Linked DNA regions of Homo sapiens: region 2 is linked to region 1. The links are chromatin loops, found by intact Hi-C in ENCODE. Cell type or tissue: CD14-positive monocyte. All regions are shown on one strand. Each heading gives the region's core, and the rest is flanking DNA. Links, peaks and the distances in the headings are about the cores only.

The links. Peaks named below come from ENCODE experiments on the same cell type or tissue, not always from the same donor. Only the 100,000 strongest peaks of a DNase experiment are listed, where the experiment ranks them.
Region 2: a loop joins it to region 1, with 3.0 times the contacts of the local background. A loop is called at or near these places in 1 of 110 quality-filtered maps.

The regions. Positions count from the first base shown.
Region 1 is chrX:1,502,810-1,508,181 of GRCh38, reverse strand. The region is part of intron 1 of P2RY8 (P2Y receptor family member 8); the gene reads left to right. Among named protein-coding and RNA genes, the nearest start is that of P2RY8, 32 kb to the left of the region's middle. In CD14-positive monocyte, for the core only: no CTCF peak of the experiment used is centred there; DNase peaks (open chromatin) are centred at 371, 1,561, 2,921 and 3,661; H3K4me3 peaks cover 1,174 bases; H3K27ac peaks cover 4,837 bases.
Region 2 is chrX:1,334,214-1,339,585 of GRCh38, reverse strand. IL3RA (interleukin 3 receptor subunit alpha) reads right to left here and starts at 2,801. Exons shown (of 12, transcript NM_002183.4): 1 at 2,660-2,801. It overlaps LOC101928032 (a long non-coding RNA gene), which reads left to right. Exons shown (of 8, transcript XR_007068376.1): 8 at 2,070-2,312. In CD14-positive monocyte, for the core only: no CTCF peak of the experiment used is centred there; DNase peaks (open chromatin) are centred at 365, 3,145 and 5,245; H3K4me3 peaks cover 1,976 bases; H3K27ac peaks cover 2,699 bases.

The sequences.
Region 1 (5,372 bases), core at 219-5,218:
TCCATGGTTTTAGAGACACTCAGCAATACTGCCAGAACATCAGAGTCTGTTGTGAGGAATCTTATGTGACCTGCCCTAGGCCATTGCTGGATTTTTCCCCCAAACCCACAGGGCGTCGGGGGGACAGGGGCATCGTGATGAGAGGTCATCAGGCACACGCCATACGGGGTGAAAGAGGTGGGGGAGGCGGCAGGGAGGTCTCCTGAGGGATGGCGGTGTGGGTCCCGCCTGGTCCCGCCCGGCTGCAAAGACGTGGGGTGTGTGTTGAGTGCCAGACGGGGCTGGCTTGATTCAGGCGTGCCTTTACATGTTATCAGCCGTGGGTCTGACCACGGCCATGCCATGACCTAATAGCTAACCTCAATTTCCTCTTCTGTCAAGTGAGAAAAACCTTTACTTTCCCTCCCGTCACCACAGGGGTAGTGTACCCAGAAGCAGGCTCAAACTCAACATGAAGCTACTCATGAATGTGGCAGGGAGACATGGGAAGTCAGGCAGGGGGGCGGAAATCGCGCGTCGCCAACAGGAGGGGCCGGCACGTGGGGACTCCGCCGGGTGCTGTGACCGGGTGCCGTCACGGCCCCGAGCCTCAGTTTAGCAATCCACACAACAGGTATGTCGCCAGTACTGCAGGGACTCATGAGCTACCCCAGCTCCGAACCACCGTCGGCGGTCACCGGGGATATGAGCGACAGCTTTTCTGGCTCAGTGATGATTTTCAGCTAGGAAGGCTTGGGTGGGGTCCTGGCGTGTCTCCCGGGACAACTCCTCATCCAACGAGAGATGAGGTTGACTATTTCCAGGACTCAGGAAGTAGTGGGTGCTGACTGACAGGTGTTCAAGGACAATGTGGAATGTCAGGTCTCATCTCGTCCGGTGAAATCTAGGGGACTTCATCTTGGACACGCACAGAGAGAGCAAGTGAGGACGCCTGCCCTGATCATGCCTCTGAACTTAGACCCTCCTTGCTTCGCTCAGAGGCAGCTGGGGGTGTTGCATGTACGCAAGGGCTTCGGGAGGCTTTTGGAAACAGTAGACCACGGAACTTTGGGGCCCATGAGGACTCCGATTTGAACAAACAGGGACCTGATACCTTGAGACTTGACCAGGTCTGAGTTATTCTTGGTGGCCAGCTCCTAGGACCCCTGAATCCATGGACTCCTAGGACCCGTCCATTGCCTACAGAAATGAAAATGGCCAGAAAGTGGCCGGGCGCGGTGGCTCACGCCTGTCATCCCAGCACTTTGGGAGGCCTAGGTGGGCGGATCACGAGGTCAGGAGATCGAGACCATCCTGGCTAACACGGTGAAACCCCGTCTCTACTAAAAATACAAAAATTAGCCGGGCGTGGTGGCGGGTGCCTGTAATCCCAGGTACTCGGGAGGCTGAGGCAGAAGAATCACTTCAACCAGGGAGGCAGAGGTTGTAGTGAGCCAAGATTGCGCCACTGCACTCCAGCCTGGGCGACAGAGCAAGACTCCATCTCAAAAAAAAAAAAAGAAAGAAAGAAAGTGGCCAGCAAGTGACAAACGTCCAAAATGTCCAGGGTCCCTCTGAGTCACGGAGCTCATGGTGATGTCGTCAAGATTCTGGTCAACGTGGTAGATACATCTTTACATCCAAACACCTCTCTCTCTCCTCTGCCTTCTTTCTTTCCTGGACTCCTGATACCCCCAGCTCAGGGCTGAAAAGGAAGCATTTTCTCAATGGAAAGGACAAAGAGGCAGTCTTCTCTCAGAAGAGACATCTCCATCTATAGCCTGGTGGGCCACACCAGTTCTGTCTAGAAGGACACAAACTTCTGTCTTCTTTTGTCTACCCAATTAGCCTCCTGGCTCATCTTAGAAGGGGAAGGGCACAGGGGAGCATGTTTTAAGAAGGAAATTAAGCATCAGGCATGGTGGCTCACACCCGTCATCCCAGCAGTTTGGGAGGCTCAGGCAGGCGGGTCGTCTAAGGTCAGGAGTTCGAGACCAGCCTGGCCAACATGGCAAAACCCCGTCTCTACTAAAAATACAAAAATTAGCCAGGTGTGGTGGCGGGTGCCTATAATCCCAGCTACTAGGGAGGCTGAGGCAGGAGAATCACTTGAACCCGGGAGGCGGAGCTTGCAGTGAGCCAAGACTGTGCCACTGCACTCCAGCCTGGGTGACGGAGTGTGACTCTGTGTCAAAAAAAAAAAAAAAAAAAAAAAGAAGAAAGAAATTAAGATGCTTTGTTCAATGTAAAAAAGATATTCTTTTGTTACAAAGTTTAGAAATGGGAAATGATTTTTAAAAATGCAATACTCAAGGAATTTTACACAGGGGTAGAAATGGAAACTCTACTTGCAAGTCCTCCTCCTGGATTCTTTTGTTTTTTGTTTTTTGTGTTTTATTGTTTGTTTGTTTTTGAGACGCAGTCTTGCTCTGTCGCCCAAGCTGGAGTGCAATGGCGCCATGTCGGCTCACTGCAACCTCCGCCTCCCTGGTTCAAGCGATTCTCCTGCCTCAGCCTCCCGAGTAGCTGGGATGACAGGCGCCCGCCACCACACCCAGCTAAGTTTTATATTTTGAGTAGAGATGGAGTTTCACCATGTTGGCCAGGCTGGTCTCCAACTCCTGACCTCAGGTGATCGACCCGCCTCGGCCTCCCAGAAGGCTTTTTGTATCTTCCGAAGCTAGTGGATAATATTCTGAAATTGTTGATGAGACACCTAGCTTCATCTTCAGTTGTCTGCAGACACTCATCCAGTGCCTCCATGTGGAGTGGTTCCATTTTTCAGCCCTGTCCTTGCTGGCCACGAGGAAACTCAGTCCATGGACACTATCTGTGGTCATTAAGACGCCAAGGCCAACGGAAAGGCCGGTGACGAGGCCCTCTGTTGCTTCCTTCTCAGAAAGATAAAGATCTGCTTTCCACAGTCTCATCCGTTTTTGTGATGGGCAAGTGGCCAGAGTACCACGTCAGTCACAGAAACCCAGCTCAGGTCCTCTGAGACGCCCTGATTCACGTTTCCAATTTGAGGTTGAGCATGAGATTTTCTTCCTTTTTTTTTTTTTTTTGAGACAGAGTCTCTCTCTGTCACCCAGGCTGGAGTGCAGTGGTACGATCTCGGCTCACTGCAACCTCTGCCTCCCGGGTTCACGCCATTCTCCTGCCTCAGCCTCCCAAGTAGCTGGGACTACAGGCGCCTGCCACCACGCCCGGCTAATTTATTTTTGTATTTTTTTTAGTAGAGACAGGGTTTCACCGTGTTAGCCAGGATGGTCTCGATCTCCTGACCTTGTGATCCACCCGCCTCGGCTTCCCAAAGTGCTGGGATGACAGGCGTGAGCCACCACGCCTGGCCAATGCCCGGCTAATTTTTGTATTATTAGTAGAGACAGGGTTTCAGCATGTTGGCCAGGCTGGCCTCGAACTCCTGACCTCAGGTGATCCGCCCGCATCAGCCTCCCAAAGTGCTGGGATTACAGGCGTGAGCCACAACACCCGACCTAATTTTGTATTTTTAGTAGAGATGGGATTTCACCATGTTGGCCAGGCTGGTCTCAAACTCCTAACCTCAAGTGATCCACCTGCCTCAGACTCCCAAAATGCTGGGATGACAGGCATGAGCCACTGCACCCAGCCTGATCAGTTTTGACCACAGAGAACATTTCAACAGAGGGAAGTTTCCAGCACGTGGGATCCTTATGGTAGCAGGAAGTGAAACCTATGTTTAAATTTCAACACATGAACTGTTTTGCTGTCATGAGGTGGACAGGGTCACCACTAAAAGGCTTTCAAATCCAGGTCTACATCACATCAGGAGGCAATAAGATTGAAACAGAAGCTTCAAGGGGGGCAAAGAAGCATGTGGAATTCCCAAATCTTTTTTTTTTTTTGACACAGAGTCTTGGTCTGTTGCCCAGGCTGGAGTGCAGTGGCGCCATCTCGGCTCACCGCAACCTCCGCCTCCCGGGTTCCAGCGATTCTCCTGCCTCAGCCTCCCGAGTAGCTGGGACTACAGGCGCCTGCAACTACGCCCAGCTAATTTTTGTATTTTTAGTAGAGACGGGGTTTCATCATATTGGACAGGCTGGTCTCGAATTCCTGACCTCATGATCCGCCCGCCTCGGCCTCCCAAAGTGCTGGGATTACAGGCGTGAGCCACCACGTCCAGCAGAATTCCCAAATCTTTAAAGACAGTTCCTTTACAGGTTATTTAAGTGGATAATTGCCTGTAAAACACCAACATGATTACAGTCTATTCAGTTCCTCCAGAACAGCGACAAAGCAGCTGTGTTTGGTTTTTCTTGTTTTTTGTTTTGTTTGAGACTAAGTCTCACCCAGGCTGGAGTACAGTGGCATGATCTCAGCTCACTGCAACCTCTGCCTCCCGGGTTCAAGTGATTCTCCTGCCTCAGCCTCCTGATTAGCTGGGACTACAGGTGCCTGCCACCATGCCCAGCTAATTTTTGTATTTTTAGCAGAGACGGGGTTTTGCCACATTGGCCAGGCTGTTCTCGAACTCCTGACCTCAGATGATCCACCCGCCTCGGCCTCCCAAAGTGCTGGGATTACAGGTGTGAGCCACCACACCTGGCTAATTTTTGTATTTTTAGTAGAGACGGGGTTTACCACGTTGGCCAGGCTGGTCTCGAACTCCTGACCTCAGGTGATCTGCTCGCCCTGGCCTCCCGAAGTGCTGGGATGACAGGTGTGAACCACTACGCCCAGCTGGCAGTTGTATTTTAAGTAACAAAGCTCGTGGCATGTCAGAAAGTGCCTGCATCTTTCAAACTTGTTCAGTAGTAACATTAAAATTATTTTAGGGGTGCAGAGACAAAGCCATTTCTGTGAGTCCCCTGAGGCTGACACAAAAAATGCCACAAACTGGGGAGTTCGACAACAGGAATTTACTTTCTTACAGTTCCGGGGGCCAGAAGTCTGAGATCAAAATGTCTCAGGTCCGTGCTCCCTCAAGGAGCTCTAGGGGAGGGTCCTTCCTGTCTCTCCCAGCTCCTGGGGGCTCCAGGCATCCCTGGGCTTGTGGCCGCGTCATTCCAGGCTCTGTCTCCGTCTCCACGTGGCCTTCTCCTCTGTGTCTGCGTCTCCTCTTCTGTCTTTTACCAGGGCACCTGTCATTGGATTTAGGGCCCAGCCTAATCCAGGAGTATCTCATCTTGAGATCCTTAACTCATTAAATCTGCAAAGTTCTTATTTCCAAATAAGGTCTCATTCCAGGTTCTGGGCTCTAGGATATGGACATATCTTTCCAGGATCCGCTGTTCAACCCATTACAATTGGATCCAGTTCCCTCCGGAGGCTCCTTCCTGTCTCTCCCAGCTCCTGGGGGCTCCAGGCATCCCTGGGCTTGTGGCCGCGTCATTCCAGGCTCTGTCTCCGTC
Region 2 (5,372 bases), core at 303-5,302, 170 kb after region 1:
TCCTGACCTCATGATCCACCCGCCTTGGCCTCCCAAAGTGCTGGGATGACAGGCGTGAGCCACCGCGCCCGGCCTAACATCTTTTAAAGAACCAAATGGCGTTAGCGTCAGTGGACCTTGCTTGTCTCCAAATTATAAATGGAAGGGGTGAGCCTGGAAAAAGCTGAGCCCCTTGAGGCTGGGGACGGGACTGAGGGCAGCAGGGAAAAGGTAAAATGAGGTTCCAGAGGCCTCGGAGCCCCTTCCTGCCTGGGCAGAGGGACCGCAGCCCACCTCCAAGGCAACAGGCAATCTCTAGAGTCTCCTTTCGGACAGAGCCTGTGTTCAGCTCATGGGCTCACCACACACAGTCACACTTGCCTGTAGGGGCTGTGGTCCAGGAAGATGCCTGAGTCAGAACGTTGGGAAATCTGTGCTCTTAACATTTATTGATTAATATTTTCATTGGCCAGGCGCGGTGGCTCACGCCTATAATCCCAGCACTTTGGGAGGCTGAGGGGGGTGGATTGCTTGAGGTCAGGAGTTCGAGACCAGCCTGACCAACATACAAAACATACTAAACATACAAAATCTCTACTACTCTACTAAACATACAAAGTCTCTACTAAACATACAAAAATTAGCCAGGCGTAGTTGCGGGTGCCTGTAGTCCCAGCTACTCAGGAGGCTGAGGCAGGAGAATTGCTTGAACCCGGGAGGTGGAGGTTGCAGTGAGCTGAGATCGCGCCACTGCACTCCAGCCTGGGCGACAGAGCGAGACTCTGTCTCAAAAAAAACCACCACTTCTATCTTCTAGAACATTGTCACGACCCCAAAAGGAGACTCCAGACCCATTAAAGACCCGTCCTTCCTCTTCCCCAGCCTGTGGCAACCACTCATCCACTTTCTGTCTCTGTGGATTTGCCTGTATCTGGACATAGGGAATAAATGGAATCATACAGACACTATGTATCTTTTTGTATCTGGCCTCTCTCAGGAAGCATGATGTCCTCAGCATTCACCCACATTGCCACCTGTGGCAGAGCCTCGTTCCTTTTCATGGCTGTGTAATATTCCACCGTGTGGCTGGACCACATTATATTTCTCCATTCATCTATAGATGGGTATGAGGACTCTCTCCACCTCTTGGCTAGTGTGAATAAAGCTGCTTATTCCTTTTCATGGCTGTGTAATATTCCACCGTGTGGCTGGACCACATTATATTTCTCCATTCATCTATAGATGGGGTATGAGGGCTGTCTCCACCTCTTGGCTATTGTGAATAAAGCTGCTTGTTCCTTTTCATGGCTGTGTAATATTCCACTGTGTGGATGGACATTATATTTTTCCATTCATCTATAGATGGGTATGAGGGCTGTCTCCACCTCTTGGCTATTGTGAATAAAGCTGCTTGTTCCTTTTCATGGCTGTGTAATATTCCACTGTGTGGATGGACATTATATTTCTCCCTTCATCTATAGATGGGGGTATGAGGGCTGTCTCCACCTCTTGGCTATTGTGAATAAAGCTGCTTGTTCCTTTTCATGGCTGTATAATATTCCACTGTGTGTCTGGACCACATTATATTTCTCCATTCATCTATAGATGGGTACGAGGGCTGTCTCCACCTCTTGGCTATTGTGAATAAAGCTGCTTGTTCCTTTTCATGGCTGTATAATATTCCACTGTGTGGCTGGACCACATTATATTTCTCCATTCATCTATAGATGGGTATGAGGGCTGTCTCCACCTCTTGGCTATTGTGAATAAAGCTGCTTGTTCCTTTTCATGGCTGTGTAATATTCCACTGTGTGGCTGGACCACATTATATTTATCCATTCGTCTATAGATGGGTATGAGGGCTGTCTCCACCTCTTGGCTATTGTGAATAAAGCTGCTTGTTCCTTTTCATGGCTGTGTAATATTCCACCGTGTGGCTGGACCACATTATATTTATCCATTCGTCTATAGATGGGTATGAGGGCTGTCTCCACCTCTTGGCTATTGTGAATAAAGCTGCTTGTTCCTTTTCATGGCTGCGTAATATTCCACTGTGTGGATGGACATTATATTTTTCCATTCATCTATAGATGGGTACGAGGGCTGTCTCCACCTCTTGGCTACTGTGAATAAAGCTGCTAGGAGGGACCTGAGGTTTCACCAGCCATCTGGAACATTCTGAGTCCCGCCAGCCTTTGAAAACCACTGAGAAACACTACAAGCAGGCTGGGGTCCCAGCCCCAAAAGCGGCTCCCCGGCTGGCAGTCAGCTCGCCCTGGGCGTGAGCTCATTGACTAACTGAACCAGCGCTTTCTAATAAACAGAGAACTCTAGCCATGTGTAGGTGTGTACATTTTCTAGCAAGCACACAGAAAAAGCAGAAAGCACTGTCAAATTACTCCTAATGCTATCACCTTTATAAACCCAAGGCATCTAACATGCTATGATGGCTTCAGCGTCCGATCCACTTACAAAAGGGTGAATGAGATCGCAAACATACTTCTCTGGTACCGGGTCATTCTATGTGTGGTGTGGTGCCCACACGGACAGCAGGTCTCAGCAGAAACCTGTTACATGCCAATGCCCCGTGTCTGCCAGCTTGGATTTGGGAACCCACAGTCCACCGCCTCCCCTGCCTGCCCTCTTTTTCCCTCATCCCACCCTGGAGGGGGGACCTTACCTTAAATGGAGATCAAAGTACTGTGTGGAAGAAACAGCCTTCGTGGTTCCAGTTGAGAAGATCTGGGGTGTCCTGATCCTAGGATGTTTCTGATATCTTCCCGTGTGCGCTGAAAGCAGCTTTCCCCGAAGAGAAACCGAAGGTTGTACTCCCCGATTGAGCTGTTTTATAACCTCCAGCTGGGGCCCCACCCCTGAAACTCAGACCCAATAAGGATCTGGCAGTGGGGAGGGGTGGGGGCTGTCAGAGACCCCCTTCTCTCCCACGGGCTGGGATCCTGGGGTCAGCAGCTTCGTAACCATGAACCTGACTTTCCTTGAAAGAAAGACTCTTTCTTTGAAAATTATCATGTTCCCGTTCTCATTTTTTTTTTTTTCTGCAAGTGTTTCTGTTTGCTATAATTAGAATTCTTGCTGGCTATACAGGCAGGGTTGGGCAACTTCCTGACATAGTAAATTCAGCCTTGGAGGCGTGAACGCTGGTGTCCAGGGGCTCCTGCCTGTGTTTCCTCCCTGTCTCGTGGGAAACAGCACCCAGACAGGGAGGTGGCCCCCGGTCTCAGATGACAGATCTTATTAAAGATATGTTAGTGGCCGGGTGCGGTGGCTCACGCCTGTCATCCCAGCACTTTGGGAGGCCGAGGCGGGCAGATCACTTGAGGTCAAGAGATTGAGACCAGCCTGGCCAACATGGTGAAACCCCGTCTCTATTAAAAATACAAAAATTAGCCCAGCGTGGTGGTGAGCACCTGTAATCCCAGCTACTCGGGAGGCTGAGACAGGAGAATCGCTTGAACCTGGGAGGCGGAGGAGGTTACAGTGAACCGAGATCGCGCCACTGCACTCCAGCCTGGGCGACAGAGCAAGACTCGGTCTCAAAAAAAAAAAAAAGATATCTTAGTGGTCAGGGGTGGTGGCTCACACCTGTCATCCCAGCACTTTGGGAGGCCGATGAGGGCGGATCACCTGAGGTCAGGAGTTTGAGACCATCTGGCCAACATGGTGGAAGCCCGTCTCTAGTAAAAATTTAAAAATTAGCCAGGCGTGGTGGCAGGTGCCTGTAATCCCAGCTTCTCTGGAGGCTGAGGCAGGAGAATAGTTTGAACCTGGGAGAGAGGTTACAGTGAGCCAGGATGGCGCCAGTGCCCTCCAGCCTGGGTGATAGAGCAAGACTCCGTCTCAAAAAAAAAAAAAAAAAGATATCTTAGTGGTCAGGTGCGGTGGTTCACACCTGTCATCCCAGCACTTTGGGAGGCCGAGGAGGGTGGATCACCCTGAGGTCAGGAGTTCGAGACCATTCTGACCAACATGGTGAAACCCCGTCTCTAGTAAAAAGAAAAAAGTTAGCCAGGCGTGGTGGTGGGTGCCTATAATCCCAGCTTCTCCGGAGGCTGAGGCAGGAGAATCATTTGAACCTGGGAGGCGGAGGTTACAGTGAGCCAGGATGGCGCCACTGCACTCCAGCCTGGGAAATAGAACGAGACTCCGTCTCAAAAAAAAAAAAAAAAATCTTAGTGGTCAGGCGCGGTGGCTCGCACCTGTCATCCCAGCACTTTGGGAGGCTGAGGCGGGTAGATCACCTGAGGGCAGGAGTTCAAGATCAGCCTGGACAACATGGTGAAACCCCGTCTCTAGTAAAAATTTAAAAATTAGCCAGGCGTGGTGGCAGGTGCCTGTAATCCCAGCTTCTCCCAAGGCTGAGGCAGGAGAATCACTTAAACCCGGCAGGCGGAGGTCACAGTGAGCCGAGATCACACCACTGCACTCCAGCCTGGTGACAAGAGCAAACTCTGTCTCAACAGAAAACAAACAAACAAAAACCCTTAGTAAAGTCCAGCCCTGAATGGGGCACTCACCAACCTGTCCCGGGCTTCTCTTTCCAACGCTGAAATCTGTTATTTCTGTTTACTCAGCACGCGCACTCCCAGACAGCCCTTCCCTTCCCTCTGAATGTATCAACTCTTCTCTGGTTCTCGGCACCCTTCCCAAATTCCACCCCAACCTCAGCCCTTCCCCAGAGCCTCCACCTTGCAGCCCGGCTCCTGTTTTTTTTTTTTTTTTTCTTTGAGACGGAGTCTCGCTTTGCTTGCTCTGTCATCCAGGCTGGAGTGCAATGGTGCGATCTCGGCTCCCTGCAACCTCTGCCCCAGGTTCAAGCGATTCTCCTGCCTCGGCCTCCCAAGTAGCTGGGATTACGGGCACCTGCCACCACGCCCGGCTAATTTTTAAATTTTTACTAGAGACGGGGTTTCACCATGTTGGCCAGATGGTCTCGAACTCCTGACCTCAGGTGATCCACCCTCGTTGGCCTCCCAAAGTGGTGGGATGACAGGCGTGAGCCACCGCACCTGACCACTAAGATATCTTTTTTTTTTTTTTTTTTTTTTTTTTCTGAGATGGAGTCTTGCTCTATCACCCAGGCTGGAGTGCAGTGGCGCGATCTCAGCTCTCCGCAACCTGAGCCTCCCAGGTTCAAGCGATTCTCCTGCCTCAGCCTCCCGAGTAGCTGGGATGACAGGTGCCCGTCACCACACCCAGAAAAGGAAGTTTGAAATGATGGGGTTGTAAATGTGATGTCAACTCATGGCTAACCGCTTCCTTATTTTTTTTTAACTGGATATATTTAACGTACAAACAAGATGTTTTGATACAGAATTAACTCTTAGGCAATGTGCAGGTTACAGACACTGCCACCTCGTGCACTCAAAAATCCA